2 separate regions of the Homo sapiens genome follow, and region 1 is linked to region 2. A link is an interaction called in ENCODE POLR2A ChIA-PET data of the cell type or tissue named here. Cell type or tissue: PC-9. All regions are shown on one strand. Links, peaks and the distances in the headings refer to the core of each region. The heading gives the core; the rest is flanking DNA. Region 1 has its middle 33 kb from the start of MIER3. Region 2 has its middle 100 kb from the start of GPBP1.

Region 1 (10,791 bases), core at 4,437-8,436, 290 kb before region 2:
TTGATGTCCCGACGTCCTTTTGCCGTCCAGCCTTTTGTGTTTTCTTCCACTGATGTGTTCCTCTTGCCATCCAGCAGCTTCTGTCTCTGCCTTGCTAGGGTCTCAGGTTTTTATTAGCCCATGGTGGGGGTGTGGTGAGCCAGGGCGGTCTTGGAAAATGCAACATTTGGGCCCAAAGGCAGAAGGGCCTGACCTCATCTATGTCCATGGGGGTAGAGCCCTACCCAGGGACCACGCAGTCCTCTACCCAGCACTTCCCTTCCCCGGTTCTGTATCATTTAAAGGGACCACGCTCTTCCCTTCCCAGCACTCCTGTATCAATAGTTGTGGGTCTGGTCCCTGGGAGCGAGACTGGCAAGACAAAGGCAGGCTCCTGTTCTAAGAGGATATGGGGATACCTTCCAGGTTAATAATGGGGATAGGCTCAAAGACCGAAGCCCAGATGCAAGAAATGGGACATGGGAAAGAAGACTGAGACTTCAAAAACAAAGTAGGCTTTGCTTAAGGATCTCTATGAGAGTTGGCTGTAGCTGAACTGGAACCGAAAGACTGTTCTGTGGGAAAAGGAAAATAAAGAACTAGGCTCCAGACAGGACAAAAAAGGCAGTGGACTAACAATGGTCAGTGTGCTGGTCAGTGGACCGTGGGATCCTTGATTGTTTCTGTGGCCCCAGAGTGATCACAGTACCAGGCATGCTGTAATCCTTGGGCTCTGGAACATTCTCTTCCCATATGCTGCTCCTGGAGTAACCTCATAGGTGGTATCACAGAGCTACTATTAGAGAGGTAAAGGAAAATTTGGAAAACTCTCTGGGTTGAGATTCTAAATATTTATAGTATTCTTAGCAACTGATCTTTAGTCAACTTCTTTTGCTCCTTGGTACCACCTGGCACCTGTCACCCACCCACAGAGGTCTTTCCAGGCAGCCAGCCTTGACCTCCTATGCTGGTGAAGTCTCCTTGAACAAGCCCATCAGGGACATCAAAGTGGGAGGGAGGACGGGAGGAAAAGAATATGGGAGGGAAGGAATCAGCTCTTATAGAGGTCTCAAATGGAAGGACACAAATGTAGTTTAGATATTTGTCCCCACCCAAATCTCATGTTGAGTTGTAATCCCCAATGCTGGAAGTCCGGCCTGGTGAAAGGTGTTTGCATCATGGAGGTGGATCCCCCATGGCTTGGTGCTGTCTTCACGATGGTGAGTTCTTGGGAGATACGGTCATTTAAAAGTGTGTGGAACTTCCCCCGCAACACACTCTCTCTTTCTTGCTCCTGCTTGTGCCATGCCAAGTGCCTGCTCCTGCTTCACCTTTTGCCATGAATAAAAGTTCCCTGACAGCTCCCCAGAAGCAGATGCTGTTATACTTCCTGTACAGCCTTCAGAACCAGGAGCCAATTAAACCTCTTTTCTTATAAATCATCCAGTCTCAGATATTTCTTTATAGTAATGCAAGAACGGCGTAACACAGACACTGAAAATGAAGTGGCATAGAGAGAAAATACAGGAGGCTGTCCAAGGCATCTTGTGTTAGGATTGAGTCACTGTTGTGTATAAATCTTTTCAGCACCAGTCTACAAAGGAATGAATAAGTAACGAATGGCTGAATGAACAAATCAGTGAATGATCAAAGAATCAATGGACTGAAAGATAAATCAACAATGAGGATAGTAAAATGACAATGTACCATCATCAGTTCACAGGTATAATGAGTGTGTGCATGTGTGTGTATGAAAGAGGAAGAGCCAAAGGATTGATGGGTGTAATAGGTATACAGAGTATTACTCTGGCTCTTACAGAGGAATTGGTGACAAACTAAGGAGGAGTCACAATCCCCAAAGTGCCTCAGAAGCCCTCATCCCTAGAATGGTAACAGACTTGTATAGCAGCTGCACCCTCACAGCTGACAGCTGTCATGTTTAACCCTCCCCTTCCCCCCTCCAACCACAGGGTATGGAGTAAGAAGGTCCCAAGTCAAAGGATGTTTCACTCAACCAGCCCTTTCTCTGAGAAGTCTCAATGTTTACTCTCTGACACTACGAAAGAGTCACTCACAGAGTATATAACTAATGCATTAATGCAGATGAAATCCTGTGCCTCTGAAAGACTAGGGACCCAGAATTGGCTAAAATAATACTTTATATGCACTGTACAGTGGAGTTGCAAAACTGTGGCTATACAGAATTGGGTGACCTCCAGCTTGATTTCATCTAGCCAATTGATATGGTTTGGCTCTGTGTCTCCACCCAGATCTCACCTTGAATTGTAATAATCCCCACGTGTCAAGGGTGGGACCAGGTGGAGGTAATTGGATCATGGGGGTGGTTTCCCCCATGCTGTTCTCGTGAGAATGAGTGACTCTTACAAGACTTGATGGTTTTATAAGCGTCTGGCATTTCCCCTGCTTGCACTCATTCTCTCTCCTCTCGCCCTGTGAAGAGATGCCTTCCACCACGATTGTAAGTTTCCTGAGGGCTCCCCAGCCATGTAGAACTGGGTGTCAATTAAACCTCTTTTCTTTATAAATTACCCAGTCTTGGGTAGTTCTTCATAGCAGCATGAGAAGGGACTAATACACCAATCTATGGGAGGAAAATGTTTGCCAATGGCCTGTTGTGACTGACCTCTTCTGGGTGAATATCAAATTCTCAAGTGATGGAGGGAAGCAAATACCAGGATCACATAGGGAGATTTGTAGAATCTCACATGATCCAGGCATTCCAGTGCTAGAGTGGTTGGCGTAAAATTATAAATTAATCAGTAAAAATAATTGTTTTCTACAAAGGGCAAAACAGCAATTTTAGGAAATTGGTCACACAATCCGATAGAAAGGAAAAGAAAAAACATGCTAAAATCACACTGTTAGGGGGTATGGGCCATGAATCTGTCCCATTGGGTTTCTGCCATCCCCATTCTGAAAAGCCCTACAGCCTACTAAGCCTTGTCTCACAACCCCAAGCTTACAAAGTGTACTAGATGTGCATGGTTTATCATAGAGGTATCATCTCCTTAGCAGGAGAAAAGGAACCAACACTGAGTGCCAGCTCAGTGCCAGGTGCTTCAAAGATTCTGAGAAAGATGTTCATCAATCAGGAAGGATTGAGATGAGATTCTGTTTTGAAACATACAATCCCAACGATGAAGACCCTCAGGACTATTAGAACATCTTTTCACGCAGTAACAGCAAAGTGTAATGAACACGGCTACCAATTTTAGGGGAAAAGCTGCCTGTTACTATTGTCAAGATCCAATAAATAATTCAGCATGGAAATAGTGACATCATTTTCATTGGGCAAAGTCCAAAATAAAAACCTTGCAGGTAAGTTCTTTGTAATACATCACACTCCGAAGATATATAAATAAATTGATTTGGCTTTCAGCTGTTAGAAAGTAGATTGCTGTTTTAAATGAACAAACAAATTATATATCTTTCCTACCAAGAGTAATACTTTCTATGTGGCCATGAAGAGACCTCCTAGAGAAGACATTGATGAGGCATAATCATCTTCTCACACTGTGCTTTGGTAGTTGCATAACTGGAAGGGAAGTCTGATGTGGAGGGAGTGCAACTTTATCAAACAAATGACCCAGTCATTTTGTTACCCTTCTGATACTAAAAGCACTTTATGAAACTGGGCCCCATGAAGTACTTAAATGACCTGTCTTCAGACTCTATCCCTCCATCCAAATGGCTTAAACTAAAATCATTACCATATAAACTATTTTGAAAATATTTATGTGTAATCCTGATAAAAAGTGTTTAGAGCAGCATGTTCTTAGCCACAGTATTTCCAAAAATATCTCTTGCAGATGCCAATAAATCAGTGCATAACCTGTATTATCTGTGCCTTCAACCATCTGCACTGTTCTTCATCTTTGAAGCCAGCTGTTGAAAGGCATTAATCACAAGGTTATGCCCCATCCAAACAGGATTGTTTGACAATGGCATACACAGTCATCCATGAGTTGGGCTGGTCTAATCACAATACAACACACATTGCTGATAGAAGATAAGGGTCTTTGCAACTGTGTGTGGCCTGCACAGTTGCACAATGTCAGTGAGGCCAAAAGGTGCTACCACGAGAGTAGAGAGTTGTTTTCAAAATGAAAAAATGTAAACTACTGCCTTGTTTGCCCTAAGATAGCTGATATATGAAATCTACCAGTCTGCTAAGATTTTAAAACCTCCAAATAGCAAAACTTGCAGTATACGTTCTATGAGTTTATCATAAATAAATAAAATCATACCTGATCCTTCATATTCTTATCTAACTCTGGTGTTAGTTGAAATAATCAAATTTTTAGGAGGTTTTTTTTTAACCAAATAATTACTCGCACAAACCTGAAAATAAAAGGCCTCTTTACCAGAATGGTTTCTACAGAATGTTAAATGCAACACTTAGGTTAATCTGTATCTCAGTGTGTAACCACATCCTGCCCTGCAGACCTCAGACATGGAAAAGTGTGGAAGAACAGCAATGGGCCTGTCTGCCCCAGGATGGGCTTACATCTCACTCTCTAAGGAATTTCAGTTGTAACAAACTTTGGAAGAAACTTTTATTTCAAGAGATTGTGATTCAAGTTATGAGGCCTGATGTTTTCTTCTTCAATTGCCTGTCATATAATGACAAATGTTGGCAAATCCTTCCTCAGGCTCACTTACAATCTATGAAATTGAAAGATGGCTGTGATTTTGGTCAAGGCCAATGGAACCAGGCAACCCTACACTAGTTATAAGAATAAAATGTCAGGCTGGGCGTGGTGGCTCACGCCTGTAATCCCAGCACTTTGGGAGGCCAAGGCGGGCGGATCACAAGGTCAAGAGATTGAGACCATCCTGGCCAACATGGTGAAACCCTGTCTCTGCTAAAAATACAAAAATAAGCTGGGCATGGTGGCGCATGCCTGTAGTCCCAGCTACTTGGCAAGCTGAGTCAGGAGAATCGCTTGAACCTGGGAGGTGGAGGTTGCAATCAGCCGAGATCACACCATTGCACTCCAGCCTGGTGACAGACTGAGAGTCCATCTCAAAAAAAAAAAAAAAAAAAAAAAAAAGAATAAAATGTCAAATTAGCAATTCCACTTCAACAAATTTATCTTAAGAGAATAAAGATGGGAGCAAAGATTAATATACAGAAAAATTCACAGAAGTATTTATTTTGTGGGAAAAAAATTGAGAAAAATCTTAATATTCAATAACTGCATTAGACAGATGGTGGTACCTCCCTTTTAAATGATAATACAGGTGAAAAAAAAATGTTTACATTGAAAGTTAAATAAGGGCCAGGCACAGTGGCTCTGTTTGCAATCCCAGTAGTTTGGAAGGCTGAGGTGGGAGGATCGCTTGAAGCCAGGAGTTTGAGATTAGCCTGGGTAAAACAGCAAAACCACATCTCTACAAAAAATAAAAATAAAAAAATTAGTCAGGCATGATGGCGTGTACCTGTAGTCCTAGCTACTCAGAAGGCTGAGGCAGGAGGATCACTTGAGTCCAGGAGTTCAAGGATGACTCCACTGCACTCCAGCCCGGGCAACAGAGGAAGACCCTATCTAAAAATAAATAAATAAATACATGTTAAGTAATGGAAAAAGTTCTAAAATACCAAAAGCAGATGAGCTAATTTTAATGGGGAAAATGTATCTAGATATGCATAGTCCAAAAGAATATATCATATAATTATGGCTTACTTTAATTTTTTTCCTTGTTTTTAATTTTTCTAGAATAAATATGTAAAGACTTACTTGGATAACTTTATTTTTAAAAGCATATTTTATTTTTTAAAAATTAAAATGTCAGAGACCAAAAATACTACTTGCCCAATGTCTGCAGTGGATATTGGTAGTTCCTCCTTCTTACTTGAAAAGTCAGGACAAGCTAACTGATGAAATAGAAAAACCCTACATCTCAGTGACTAATCCCAATTAGAGGTTGGTTTTCACAAATGCAAGGGTCTATTTTAGCTGTTCCTAGTCAGGCATTCTCTTGGGCAGCTCTTCTCTGAGCAGTGACCCAGGATCCAAGCCTCTTACAATCTAGTGGCTTCGCTGAATCTAGTGCATTAAGTCAGCAGGTGAGGGAAGAGGATTTAGAGGATTGCATTGGAGGTTTCCTCAGACAAGCCTGGAAATAACTCACAATACTTCTGCCTGATTCCATTGGCTGAAACTCAGTCCTATGACCATATCTAACTGACAGGAAGACTGATAAATATTTAGTTATGTGTCTACGAGGAAAAAGGAAATAACATGGTAAACAACTAGCCAACTGTAGTCATACTAGTGTAACCACACTTCCACATGGTGACTCTACTTAGTTCAGGAGAGTAGGGGTAAGCATCCTTCTGAGATCGAGAAAATGAGGAAATGAAACTTAATCTAACTGAAACCAATGCAAATACATGGAATTTATCTAATCCCCACCTACTGGAGCAGTGAACAGGAGAGAATTAAATGGACATTGCAAAAGAAGGCATTCCCAACCATGCCCTATATTGCAGGACTCACTTTTCTCAATCATCGACTCATGATGACCTTGCCAGAATGGAATAGCTTCATGCTATCCATGACTGCCCCCAACAGACTGGGTGAATGCACATGGCTGACAGCACCCAGGCTGAACTGGGGTGACTCAGATCTCATCTTCAGAAACATGATTATATCAACAGGTCAAAGCTGTGGGACAATCAAACATTCATGTAGTCAAATATATTAACCTGAAATCTAATAGTGTGAGGCACCCTGACTGAAGAAACAGTGCATTAACAGAAAGAGATGGCCTTCAGAGAGTTTAGTAAAAAAAAAAAAAAAAAAAAAAAGCTAAGAGTAAGAATGTATCAGTCTATTCATCACCAGTCAGGGAGAGACATTAAATCATAATTTTAGCTAATATTCATTGAACTTGATGGCTCTCAGGCTTCTAAACATGTCACATGCATTGTATCACTTAATTTCATAACAACTTAATGAAATAGGTTGTATGCAAATAGATGAGGTTCATCTTGACAGATGAGGAAACTGACGGTCAGGGAGTGTAACTGAACCGCTCAAGTTTTAGTTTGTAAGTGGCAGAGTCAGAAGAGAATGGACAGTGTCGGATACCAGAACCTAAGAGTATGTGGACTCATTGCAACATGTGCAACATGAAAATTGTGATCACCTGAGAAGTGGCTGGGTAGAGTGATTCATCAGGTTCTACCCTGGCCTGGGTAAAATATTTTCCTTATCTTAAACTTGACTGGTATCCTCTGGGGGAGCTTATAAAAAATACAGTTCCCAAGCTCCATCCCAGGCCCTAGTAAATGAAAATCTGAGTGAGGCCCAAGGGTCCCTCTTCGTAACAAGCCCCTGTGGTGATATTGATCTGCAGTGATGTTTGGGAATTAATACTCCAGACATTTCTTCCATTAGCTCTGGTAACACACACACTTGGAAGACTCTACTCAAAAAATTTAGTCGTGTTGACAATGGAATGGAGTCCCCTAGATGATGTACATAAAATTCCACTCAGAGGAAAATGTGCGCTCTTTTGTGAATGAATAGATTAGCTTTTAGTTTTGTATAGTAGTCTTTTGGAAACTTGATCAGCATAAGTAGATCCTCCCAAATGTGTTCCTCTCATTTTGTGGTTTGGGTAGGGTGACCAATCCTCCTTGTTTGCCCAGGGTTTTCCTAGTTTTTCCACTAGAAGTTCCACATTCTAAGAGATTCCTCTGATCATACTGAGATGGTTGGTAGGGTTATCAACTCATCCCAGCTTGTCTGAAACTGTTCTATGTTTTAAAACTGAAGTTCCCATATCCTGGCAATCCTCTGAGACCCAGGCAAACTGGGTCAGTTCATCATCCTAATTGGTCACCAGTCACTGCCTCCCTATGAGACTCTTATCTATGTAATCTGCTGGCCTCAGAAAAATTCTCTATTTTATCTTTTACTAAAATATATTGTCCCAAGACTCAGTGATGTCCAGAGTTTTTGGGAAGTAAGAATTGTGTTTCTAATGAGGCCTTGTAAATATTAAAACATACAGCTTACAGGCCATTGTGGAAATTTATTTAGAGAAAAGAAATTGTGAGGATTTTCTCAAATATGGAATGCTCTGAAATTTCCTTTCATCCTTTCCTAAATAGGGCTGAAAAAGTAAACCAGAGGTGTGTTACTATGTAGTTCCGAATATTGATAGGAAGGGATCCAAAGGCCACACCTTTGCAAATGTGATCATAGAAATTCCAGGGTCCCTGGAGCCTGCAAAAAAGACTTTGGCATCACCAAGCAATCCCAGTCGAAGAAGGTCCCCATGCCTCCCTCTTTGGCCTGATACCTCCCTGACTTGCAGCTCAGTCTTTATTCCCCATCTCTCAGACTGATTACATTTCAAGCGAGTGACTCAAGTGAGTTTGCCTAATAGATTTCCATTTTGTTTCTGAGACCTTTTCTTCATGCAAGAATTGGTTAGTGTTGGGTCAGTCGTTTATATATTAACACGTCCGAATATTCATAAACAGGGGCTGCTTTAGTGTTCTCAAACTTTGCTTCATGAATAATTCATATGTTTGACAGCAACTATGTTACTCAACTTATTTAAAGACTACAATCAATATAGCATGCTGCTCCAAAACATAGCAACCAGTCCTTTAACTGTAGTGTGCTTTAAAATTTTTTTCCCAGTTATTTCACCATCACATTGAACCACAAATATATGGTAATTACTAATAATTCTACCTCCATTTTGCATGTCACCACAATCAACATATTGATTGCTTTTTGATTATAATAAATGGTTGGTTAAATTGAGGGTTTGCGATTAAGAATGTTAAACTCCGATATTTATTTAATTCAGCTGCACCAATTTAGGCTCTGCATGGTAATTTCATAAAAAGCTATTGAGAATCAGAGTAGTTATTTGAATCAAGGCCTATAAAGAGAGCCCAGTTTCCCCAGGAGAATCTGGCATTTAAGTAAATTACACCAACCAGGGGTTTGGTTTTGCCTCTTGGAGCATACAAAAAACTCCAGCATTATGCTCATTTTGAAATGTAAATAGAGTGGAGAAAAACTTAGGAAATTCTTCTGTTAACTTTCTATTTTAGGATTTAAAGAAATAAGTCTCAGAGAAAGACTAAATAAAGCCTATTTACATGGAACTTTGCCCTACATATAAGCAAGGGTCTAAACTGGCTGGGTAAAGACACAAATGGGAATTATGGGGGTGAAGGAGGCAGAAGAGTCACTTTGGTAAATAATTTGAGAGATTATCTAGATTTTGGCTTACAGCCGGGAAACCCATTTCCAAGGAATGAGAAATCTACCATATTTAAAGTCCCTCGGGAGGAGACAATCTTGTTTTTTGTGTAAACCCAGTTTTGTGATAAACAAAGATTAGACCAAACTAGAATGATCGCTGTTAGGAAATCCTCACTAACATCACCCAGGCAGCTCTTTCATCTCATTTCCTCTTATTCTCTCTGAATGGCCATCTCTCAACACCTTTCTCCTTTATTCATTTAAGAAATAGAGTGTACATTCCACTCCATTAACCAGGGACATGATGAAGTTATACAGAAGCACCTTTTGTATTTTCTTGACTAAGTCATAAATGTTTCATGTGGTAACGTTTCTGAAATCATGATGCATGATAAACATACTGTTTCCCTTCTCACCCCCTGAAAGTTGTTCTGAGTTGGGTGACCTCACAATTCACATCATCTTAGAATGGTGAAACTATGATACTGTCATTGCTCAAGGGGTCGTTACACTAGAATTCTTTTAGACATATAATCTACCTGAGCTTGGACTTCTGACAGAAACCCAAGGCCCTCCTATTCATGAAGGCATTGTGGGGATACTTCTTCCAGAAACCCTGCTATGAGTGCATCCTGGTTTACTTCCTGTCAACATTGAACACCAGTCAAGATGAAACTGCTTTGCCATCTCTTCTCTCCCAGACTCTCTTCTCTACTATGTTGTCCTTCCTTTCTCCTGCCGCAACCCACTGCCTTTCCTTTTTCTCCCAAATCTGCCCATGGTGCTCCCGTGAAACCCTGTTTCCCAGATACTAACTCTGCTGAATTTTCAACATCACAAAATATTTCCTGCATCTCCTCACCTAAAGAGAAACCCGGACATTCTGAAGGAAATTGCTTGTTCTGCAGCCCTCTGACCACTTGGTTCTTGCTCTCCTGTACTCCATGTGTCCTCCTCAAGTAAGAGATTAGCTTGAAAGAATCTTCCCTCAACAATTCTTCCCCGCTTGACTACATCCTTTTTTTCCTTTAAGACCCATACCATAATCTGGCTTTGCTGCCCTTCTTTCCTCCTTCCTCTCACTTGTGGACCTCCTCATTATGGCTCATCATTCCCTGTAAACCCTGACTCCTTGTCCACCATCTCCGTCATTCCCCAGATCTATTATCATTGATAGTTTCTTCGGTGTCTGTATGAAAGACCCATCCAGCACTTCTGCACCTTATTTCTTTACCTATTCAACTCCAAATGCCATCACATTCACCTACTCCAGTTGCCATACCTGAGACCTCACCACCACCTGAAATGATTCCACCTCTAAAATCTTCAAACATTCTGCTAACGATCAAAATCTCCTATCCTTCTATTTCCCTTACTCTAAAATTTCCATTGTCTGTTCTTGACTTTCTTTTTTCTTCATCCTCTCTGTTTCCTTTTCTATCGAATCTAGACCTCATAGCCCATTACTTCTACCACTTTCTCTCCAGTTTCCTTCACTGCCTTCCCCTATGGTCCTTGCATCACACCTGCCCAGCAACACTCCAAGCTTGAA
Region 2 (10,791 bases), core at 3,383-7,382:
ATCAAGACGCCAGCAGATTTAGCCTCTGAAGGAGACTCACTTGCTCACATAATGGAAGGGTGAGGGAAGACTCCAAAGTCTCCTTTATTAAAAAGGCACTAATCCCTCTCAGAGTGATTAGTCACCTAATCACCTCTCAGACGCTCTGCTTCTAAATATAGCAATGTTCTATAGCAATGTTCTTTCCACTATATCAAATCAAGAAGTTTTGACTTGGAGGTTGTTATAGGGAGAAGTTACATTTTCTGCATATCTCTCAAAGCAGGCTGGGTTGCATTGAAGAGGAATGCAACGAGGGCTGATTCAAGCATGTTGAAAGGATGCAGATTCCACTTCACTGAGGGAAAAATAATCTTTCTACTAGAATTCTTTAAAAAAATGATTTTCTTAAAAGGGAATGAGTAGTAGTGGTGTTTGAGCAGGAGATGTGTGACCAATCTTCCTACATATTGTGGAGGATCTTGCATTTGGGAAAATCTTGACCAAGATGACTGTAATGGCCTTTTAAATTTTGGTTTTATAGTTTTAAGTACACGAAATTTGTTGACTCGTACTTTTTTTTTTTTGAGACAGGGTCTTGCCTGTTGCCCAGGCTGGAGTGCAGTGGCATGATCTCAGCTCACTGCAACCTCCACCTCCTGGGTTCAAGCAATCCTCGTGCTTCAGCCTCCTGAGTAGCTGGGATTACAGGTGTGTGCCACCACACCCAGCTAATTTGTATGTATTTTTAGTAGGGATGGGGTCTCACCACATTGGCCAGGCTGGTCTCCAACTCCTGGCCTCAGGTGATCCGCCTACCTCGGCCTCCCAAAGTGCTGGGATTACAGGTGTGAGAGACTGTGCCTGGCCATGTTCACTCATACTTTTAAGATTGTCATTTTTTTATTGCAACTCATCAAAATGTCACAAGTCATGTAAACTACTCCCTTAGATGTTCTAGTGTAATTTATTTGCTTCATGCTTTCTAAATAGCAAAATATGAGTAATATGACCTAGAATATTTAGCTTTAGGTGTATGTCCCATTGCATCACACAGAATATGAAAAAGATGTTCTCAAGATTTGAAACTTAATAAAAGTAATAATTTTTACTGTTTTATACAGAACATCTGTAAGTGAAGCTGGCATTTTTCCCCTTTACTATTAAATACCTGGGCGCTAAGAAATACAATGACTACTAATATTCTTTGGTGCCATCATGAATACTTTTGATTCATGTTAAGACACCAGCAGTTTTATCCACTTCCTGTGCACCATCAGTGCAAATGTTTGACACAATTGTTTCAGTAAAACACCCTGTGATTCAAAAAGGTTATTTAGTGCTTTGACTATTTCAGCATCACTTATGTTTGTTGACAAGTATTTACATAAAAGAAGATATTCTTTGATAATTGCTTGGTGCTGACATCACATGAATACAAGTAAAACAGCAAGTTCAGCCACATATGTAGATTTGCCCATTTGTAAAGCAAGTACAATTCTGCAGATAAGCTATTAACTGAGTCTTCATGTTTGCAACTAAATTTTTAATTTGACAAGTTATCTAAAATTAACCATCACAATAGCTTTCCTCATACTTTTTGTTTATTTATAGTTTTGCCCAGTTTATTTGAAGTAAATTCCCTTTTTTCATGAGTTAGAAAACGCTGTGGTGTCAATTTCATTCTTTGAACATTTTTAGATATTGATGGTGCAGCCGTTGATTGAGAAAACAAGTCTTCTTCTTCTTCTTTTTTTTGACATGGAGTTTTGCTCTTGTTGCCCAGGCTGGAGTGCAATGGTGTGATCTCAGCTTATTGCAAACTCTGCCTCCCGAGTTCAAGCAATTGTCCTGCCTCAGCCTCCTGAGTAGCTGGGATTACAGGCCTGCACCACCACGCCCAATTTTGTATTTTTAGTAAAGATGGGGTTTCTCCATGTTGGTCAGTGTGGTCTTGAACTCCCAACCTCAGGTGATCCACCCACCTCGGTCTCCCAAAGTGCTGGGATTACAGGCGTGAGCCACTGTGTCTGGCCTCTTCTTCTAATCTTTATTTTTAGCCAACTTATCTTCTTAACTATAATAAAAATAAAAATCTATTTTTGCTAATTTAACTTTTTATTTTTTTCTTTTTTGAGATGGAGTCTTGTTCTGTCACCCAGGCTGGAGTGCAGTGGCACAATCTTGGCTCACTGCAACCTCCACCTCCCAGGTTCAAGTGATTCTCCTGCCTTAGCCTCCTGAGTAGCTGGGACTACAGGTACGTACCACCATGCCCGGCTAAGTTTTGTATTTTTAACAGAGACAGGTTTCATCATGTTGGCCAGGCTAGTCCCAAACACCTGACCTCAAGTGATCCGCCTGCCTTGGCCTCCCAAAGTGCTGGGATTACAGGTATGAGCCACTGTGCCTGATTGCTAATTTTAGTATAAAATATTAAACTGAAATATTTTAGGTAAAAATTAAAAAATTAGAAAAGTTTTAAGAATTTTAAAATATTGCAAAATAAGACATCAACGTGTATTAAATAGTGTTATTTCTACAGAAACTCAGAAAAATTTCTGAGTTTCAAAATAACAATTTGTTGGACAAAAAGGTTATAGAGATCACAGTGATATTCCTGAAGATAGTTTGTAAAAGCCCTATGGGAGTACAGAAAACAAACTAAATTAATCTCTGAAAGTGCACAAATTTATATCCTAAACTTACTCTCTTGGAGATTTCTTTAAAAACACAATTTAGAAGCATACATTCCATTAGTCAGCTGTATTAGTCTGTTCTCATGCTGCTGTGAAGAAATACCCGACCGGGTAATTTAAAAATAAAAGAGGTTTAATTGACTCACAGTTCCGCATGTCTGGGGAAGCCTCAGGAAACTTACAATCATGGCAGAAGGCATCTTTTCACAGGGCAGCAGGAGAATCAGTGCCCAGCAAAGGGGGAAGCCCCTTATAAAATCATCAGCTCTCATGAGAACTTACTCACTGTCACAAGAACAGCACGGGGGAGGGGGGAGCTGCCCCCATGATTCAATTATCTCCCACCAGGTCCCTCCCATGATACGTGGGGATTACAAGATTACAATTTAAGATGAGATTTGGGTGGGGACAAAAAGCCAAACCATATCATCAGCATAGCAACCACATTGTCACATGTTATATAGCCTTTGGAAAATACCACTCTACATGCATTAAAAAAATGAAAGCAAAAACATTTTACTATTATAATGAATTTTTTTTTTACCTTAATCAACCCCAAGAGGATCTCAGGGACTCCTAGGAGTCTGGGCCCTACTCAGAGAACCACTGTCAATGAGATTGGATGTGCTTATACCTGATGACAATAAGTAACTCAAACCATGACATTCTCCTCTGTAGCACTAAGGCCACCCCCTTCACATCTTGACCTCACTGACCAAGGCCAGTGATTATGTTTCATTTATCTCTGTGTCCTTATTACAGATGCTTGTCCATAACAGTGGCTGGGTGTGGTGTCTCATGCCTTTAATCCCAGCTTTTTGGGAAGCTGAGGCAGGAGGATTACTTGAGGTCAGGAGTTCATGACCAGTCTGGGCAATATAGCAAGACCTTGTTTCTACAAAACCAAAAAAACATATAACTGCTTAATAAATGTTCATTGAAAGAATTTGAACTTTTTATTTCAGCAGAAAATATGACAAAAAGATTTTTAATGCTTTGGTGCCCTCAGGTGGCATTATATCGCAAAGTAACTTAGGAAAAAATACTGCATGTGTTAGTTTAGAACCTTGAGCCCAGTTTGGATTTTGGTTGCCATTTTGTATTAAAAATACTTTTCTTCTGATTCAAATTATCTTGCACATGTCAAACAAATTATTTGGATGAATTCCATCTCCATCTCCTATTTTATTTTGATACAGGTTGAAATTATTCTATTCATTATATAATTTTTCACTAGATTCATTGAGCTGACCAATCTATCATAGTCTTTCATTTCTTTCCCATTGCCATAAAATGTTGAGTGCTTCTCATTATTAGTTAGTTTTTAGATAAGAGAAATGAGTTATATACCTGGCAGGGTTCTTAAGCTATCTCCAACCTTTAACTCAAGTCTTTACATACTTTACTTCCTTATGGATCTGCATTTCTTTTGAGAGCAGATACTTATTTTGTATTAGGAATGTCAAGCATATTTTTGTATTTTCTATTTTCATTTAGTTTTACTATTTTTTTCTTGTTATGCCTCTTCCAAAATATATGCATTTTTTTCTTACTTTGTGAATTTATAGGTGCATGTACTTGTAATCAAAAGAGTGAAGGTGGCCATATTCAAAGGGAACTCTGAGATATATGAAAAATGTGGGTGCTCTTCCAAATTATGATTAGGAATTTGGCAAATTGGATGACATACTGCAGATGTATTGAGTTCCTTTTACTCTCCAAACTGTTAAAAGTCTTTCAGGCTGGGCACGGTGGCTCATGCCTGTAATTCCAGCACTTTGGGAGGCCGAGAAAGGCAGATCACTTGAAGTCAGGAGTTTGAGACCAGCGTGGCCATCATGGTGAAACCCCGTTTCTACTAAAATTACAAAAATTAGCCGTGGTGGTGGGTGCCTGTAATCCCAGGTACTTGGGAAGCTGAGGCAGGAGAATCCTTTGAACCTGGTAGGCGGAGGTTGCAGTGAGCCAAGATTGTCCCACTGCAGTCCGGCCTGGGTGACAGAGTAAGACTCTGTCTCAAACAAACAACAAAAAAAAAGTATTTCAGATCATTTAATCAATGGCCACTATATTGGAATGAACCGTGAGTGAGATACTTGCTTTAGGGATGTTTGATTCAGGTTCAAGGGTATGTGAAGAACCTGGAGATATATATATATGTGTGTGTGTGTGTGTATAAATGTGTGTGTGTGTATATATATATATATATATATATACACATACATACACACACACATAAATACATGTGTGTATATATATATACACACACATATATATACATACATATGTATATATATACACACATATATATACACATATATGCACACACACACACACATATATGTATATATTTTGGAGGTTCATCAAAGTGAAGGTTGGGAGAACTAAAATTCTGTAACCAAGGAAAAGTCTGGGGTGGAGACATCCACCAAGGAAGTACATTTACATTTACAATATGGCCACTCTTCCACTATTTAAATGTTTTGTTTCATTCATTTGCTCAACAAATATTTATGGACTCTAATATGTAATTTCAGCTGTTGTGTATCTGGGAATATTTTCGTATTTGGGAACACAGATATTGAAAAAGGAGGCCCATCCTTCACAAAGCTCTTCATCTAGTAAGGAGACAGCAAAGTTAATTAGGCAGCATCATGAGCACTATGAAACGCATAAAAGCAAGTCAATAGAAGAATCTGATTCAAGCTGGTACAGTGGCATTCACTGGTAGTCTCAGCTACTTAGGAGGCTGAGGTGAGAGGATTGCTTGAGTTAGAGGCTACAGTAAGCTATGATTGCACCACTGCACTCCAACCTGGGTAATAGAGTGAGACCCTGTCTCAAAAAAAGAAAAAAAAAAGGAAAGAAAATAATCTGATCCTTGTTTTGAAGAACAATTAGGTGTTAGCTGTTTGGTGGAAGATAGGGTGTTTCAATAGAGGGGCTAGTGTGTGAACGGCACTGGAGGAGTGTATGTGGAGGAATAGATAAAGGCTAGAAAGTCTGGCTGCATTGGCTCACACCTGTAATCCTAACACTTTGGGAGGCCGAGGTGAGAGAATCACTTGAGGCCAGGAGTTCAAGACCAGCCTGGCCAACATGGCGAAATCCCATCTCTACTAAAAATACAATTATTAGCTAGGTGTGGTGGCACATGCCTGTAGCCCCAGCTACTCAGGAGGCTGAGGCATAAGAATTGAACCCTGGGGCGGAGGTTGCAGTGAGCTGAGATTGCACCCCTGCACTCTAGCCTGGGTGACAGAGCAAGACTCTGTCTCAAAAAACAAAACAAAACAAAAAAAATAGAATAAAAAAAAAAGGTAGAAAGGCAGGTAGAGATCTTGAGACTCTAACTAAATATCTGAATGCTTTCCTGGAGGCCGAGGAACTACTGAAGGTTACACTTTGGCCACAGAATAAAGAAAAGACTGGGCTGGGCACAGTGGCTAACACATGTACTCCTAGCACTTTGGGAGGCCAAGGTGGGAGGATTGCTTGAGGCCAAGAGTTCAAGACCAACCTGGCCAACATAGTGAGACTCCATCTCTATTATTTTTAAAAATTAAAAAATTAAAAAAGGAAAAGACTGGAGGGGGTAAACTAAGAAATAGGGAGGCAGTTAAAATGTTGCAATACTACTAGAAAGAAATGAAAAAGAAGTAAGGCCATTGTAGTGGGAGTAAGTTGAGATGTTAAGGAGACAGATCAATAGGGTTTGGTTGGTAAAGGGGTGAAGATGTTAAGGATGTCTGTGCTGTACTTGGCTTATATGGTTGTGCCATCCATTATGATAAGAATTCAGAAAGAAGAGTGTATTTTTGGGGGCAGGGGAAAAGAGTTTAGCTTTGGATGTTGAATTTAAGACATTCAAATTGCAGTTTGTCATACAGTTTGAGAAGTCCAAAGTGGTGTACTGGAGAGAGACCACCCAGCAAAATCAGGTGGGGAGTTGGCCCTAGAAGAAATGAATGGCATTGGCTGAGTTTCCTGTTTTCATGGCCTCTAAGTCAAGCCTTAATCAGGAACAGCTAAAACCCCAATAGAAAACCTGCAATCTTTTTGGCTTAAAGAAGCACAGGACAGACCTTGAGGCAACCACAGTTGCTGGAACGCTAGTGGAGGACCTCCAGAAATAAGAAACCTACAGAGGAGGAGGTTCATTTTCAATATCCTTCCTTGATATCCATGGGAGATTGGTTCCAGGACCCCCACGGATACCAAGATCCAAAGATGCTCAAGTAACAATGTAAAATGGCATAGGATTTGCATATAACATATATACATCCTCCCATATGCTTTAATCACCTCTGGATTACTTATAATACTTAATACAATATAAATGCTATGTAAATAGTTGTAATGTTATATTTTTAACTTATATTATTTTTTATTGTTCCTTCACTGGTTTTTAAATAATATTTTTGAATCATGGTTGGTTGAGTTAGCAGATGCAGAACCCAAGGATATAGAGTATAAACTCTGCAAACATCCATTGGGAAGACTTAGATTTGAGCCTTAGTGGATGACCTGGGGCAAGGTACTTCACCCTTGGTTTCTTAATTTTTAAAATGCAAAAAATAATATTTTTCAGAGTAGTTATGAGCAGTAAAAACAAGTACTTGTAAGATATTTCACACAGTCTTGCCACATAGCTGACTCTCAATAAATGACTGCTGTATTAATCAGGACTCTGCTAGTAGCAAGTGACAGGAACTGAACTCGAGCTTGCTCAAGTGGCCAAGGAAGTTGATCAACAGCAAGGTAGAACAGGAGGTGGAGTCAGGATCTCTGTCATCAGGTCTCTCTCTCTCACCCAGTCACACCTTGCCTTATCTCCTGAAGTTTATCCTTCACTTCCGTTGATGGCCTCCTCCTTTGGGAATGGGTGTGGGTAGAGCTGTGGGTGTGGGTGTGGAGATGCCTGATCCAGGATTACACCCTCAATGATAGGCAGAAGAAAAGCCCCCAAATAAGCTAATATCTTAATCTCAGAAACCTGTAAATATGTTTCCTTACTCAGCAAAAGGGAACTAAGACTGCAGATGAAATTAAAATGGCTAATCAACTGATTTTAAAATAGAGAGATTATCCTGAATTATCTAGGTTGGCTCAATGTTATCATTAGGGTCCTTAGAAGCAGAAGAGGGAGGCAGGAGAGAGTCAGAGGGAAATATGACCACAGAAGGCCAGAGTGATATGATGTGAGGACTCAACTGCTGTGGCTGGCTTTGAAGATGGAGAAAGGGGCCATGAGCCAAGGAATGGGGGAAACCTCTAGAATCTGGAAAAAGCAAGGAAACCAATTTTCCCCTAGAGCCTCCAGAAGGAATGCAGCCCTGTCACTAATTTTAGCCTAGTGAGACCCATGTCGGACTTCTGACCTACACAACTATGAGATAATAAATATGTATTGTTTAAGCCTCTAAATTTGTGGTAGTTTGTTAAAGCAACTATATAAAATGAATATGCCATCCCAGTTTTGTTGGGATGATATGTGTTTCGTGGAGCCTAAAATGTATGCATTTTGGGGGTCTCTCTTTAAGGAAAATTCAAAATCACAAAAGAAAGAGAATATTTAGAATGAGAAAGATCACAAAAAACTGCAAAATTTAAGAAGATGACAGGCAAGAAGGCAGAACAGATGGCTCCACCTATCATTCCCCCAACAAGGGCACCAGTTTAACAACTATCTATGTAAAAAAAACACCTTCATAAGAACAAAAAATCAGGTGAGCACTCACAATACCTGGTTTTAACTTCTTATCACTGAAAGAGGCACTGAAGACATAGGAAAAATGATCTTGAATCATTAATGCCACTGATATTAGTGGCATCTGTGTGCCCACCCAAATCTCATGTTGAATTGTAATCCCCAGTGTTGGAGGTGGGGCCTGGTGGGAGGCGATTAGATCATGGGGTGGTTTCTAATGGTTTAGCATCATTCCACTAGTGCTGTTTCGGATAGAGTTCTCATGGTATTTGGTTGTTTAAAAGTGAGTAGCACACCAGGCGCGGTGGCTCATGCCTGTAATTCCAGCACTTCGGGAGGCCGAGGCAGGCAGATCATCTGAGGTTGGGAGTTTGAGACCAGCCTGACCAACACAGAGAAACCCCGTCTTTACTAAAAATACAAAATTAGCCGGCATAGAGGCGCATGCCTGTAATCCCAGCTACTCAGGAGGCTGAGGCAGGAGAATCGCTTGAACCTGGGAGGCTGAGGTTGTGGTGAGCTGAGATTGTGCCATTGTACTCCAGCCTGGGCAAGAAGAGCAAAACTCCATCTCAAAAAAAAAAAAAAAAAGTGTGTAGTACCTCCCCCTTCACTCTCTTCCTCCTCTTCTGGCATGTAAAATGTGCCTGCTTCCCCTTTTCCTTCCACCATGATTGTAAGTTCCTGAGGCCTCCCCAACCATGCTTCCTGTACAGCCTGCAGAACCTTTTAAGTCAATTAAACCTTTTTTCTTTATAAATTACCCAGTCTCAGGTAGTTCTTCATAGCAGTGCAAGAATGGACTAATACAGCCACTCCTCTCCCAACCCCTGGCAGTGGTGGCACAGTGTGGCAAGTATTTTGATGTTCTTGGGAGAGGGAGACTGCAGCATTTGTGAGGCATTGAACTCAGTGCTGCCCTATTATAACAGAAAACAAAACTGGACCAAACTCAGCTGATGCCCACCACAGAGGCAGAATTTAAATCAGACCTAACCTGATCTGATTAGGGGAATTGCTGATCCCAGTGGTCCAAATTTGAGTTCCTGCAAGCCTCACCACTGTGGTCTAAAGTGTTCTGGGGCCCTAAGTAAACTTGAAAGGCAGTCTAGGCCACAAGGACTGAAACTCCTAGGTGAGTTCTAGTGCTGAATTGGGCTGAGACAGTGGACTAAGGGAGCATGTGATCTACTGAGACCCCAACCTGGGCAGCCAAGGGAGTGTTGGCATCACCCCTCCCCTAACCCCAGGCTGCACAGTTTGCACTTCCAAAAGAGACCACTTCCCTCCACTTGAGGAAAGGAGAGGGAAGAATGGGGAAGAGTTTGTCTTGCATCTTGGATACCAGCTCAGCAGGATAGGGTACCAGTCAGAGTTGTGAGGTCTCCCTTCCAGACCTTAGTTCCTGGATGACATTTCTAGACACATCCTGGGCTAGAAGGGAACCTGTTGCCTTGAAGAGGAGGACCTAGTCCTGGAAGGATTTATCACCTGCTAACTGAAGAGCTCTTGGGCCCTGAATTACCAGCAGCAATACCCAGATACTACGTCAAGGGCCTTGGGTGAGCCTCTGAGACTTGCTGGCTTCAGGCAAGAATGAGCAACACTCCTAGCTATGGTTGCTACAGGGCAAGATCCTTCCACTTGAGAAAAGTGTAGGGAAAAGCAAAGGGGATTTTGTCTTGCACCTTACATACCAGCTCAGCCACGGGGGAGTAGAACACAAATGAGCTCTTGGAGGTCTTTGATTCCAGGACTTGACTCTTGGATGGGATTTCTGGAACTGCCCTGGACCAGAGAGGAGCCATTGCCATCAAGGTGAGTCCCAGGCCAGGCAGCATTCACCACAAGCTGACTGAAAGGCACTTGGACCTTAAGGGGACATTGGTGGTAGCCTGGCAGTACTCCCTTTGGGCCAGTGTTGGTGGTAATCATTGGGGGAGGCTCCCTTATCTTTGGAAAGGGGAGGGAAGACTAGAAAGAACTGCATCTTGTGGTTTGAGTGCCAGCTCAGCCACAGTACAGTAAAATACCACCAGGTAGACACCTAAAGTTTTTGACTTTAGTCCCTGGCTCCCGGATGGGATCTCTGGACCTACCTGGGGCCTGAGGGAATTCGCTGCCTTAAGGAGAGCATAGGCCTGTCTGGCTTTGCCATCTGCTGATTGTAGAGCCCCAGGACCTTGAGCTCCAGGGCCTTGAACATAGGCCATAGGCAGGGAGTGGTTGCAGCAGGCCTTGGGTGAGACCTAGCTGTCTTTAGGTCTGACCCAGTGAAGTACTAGTGGTGGTGGCTACAGGGGTGTTGTGTCACATCACCCCCAGCTGCAGGTGGCTCGGAGCAAAAAGAAAGATATTCTATTCATTTGGAAGAAAGCAAGAGAACAGAATAAGAGTCTCTGT

The links. ChIA-PET counts read pairs that join two places held together with the same protein. Peaks named below come from ENCODE experiments on the same cell type or tissue, not always from the same donor. Only the 100,000 strongest peaks of a DNase experiment are listed, where the experiment ranks them.
Region 1: POLR2A ChIA-PET joins it to region 2 with 6 read pairs; 2 of 35 experiments call an interaction of 5 or more read pairs at or near these places.

What each region holds. Positions count from the first base shown.
Region 1 is chr5:56,980,207-56,990,997 of GRCh38, forward strand. No RefSeq gene overlaps it. Among named protein-coding and RNA genes, the nearest start is that of MIER3, 33 kb to the left of the region's middle. RefSeq lists an enhancer at 9,016-9,185. In PC-9, for the core only: no CTCF peak of the experiment used is centred there; a DNase peak (open chromatin) is centred at 6,325; H3K27ac peaks cover 385 bases.
Region 2 is chr5:57,273,609-57,284,399 of GRCh38, forward strand. No RefSeq gene overlaps it. Among named protein-coding and RNA genes, the nearest start is that of GPBP1, 100 kb to the left of the region's middle. In PC-9, for the core only: CTCF peaks have their summits at 3,662 (motif pointing left) and 3,863; no DNase peak of the experiment used is centred there.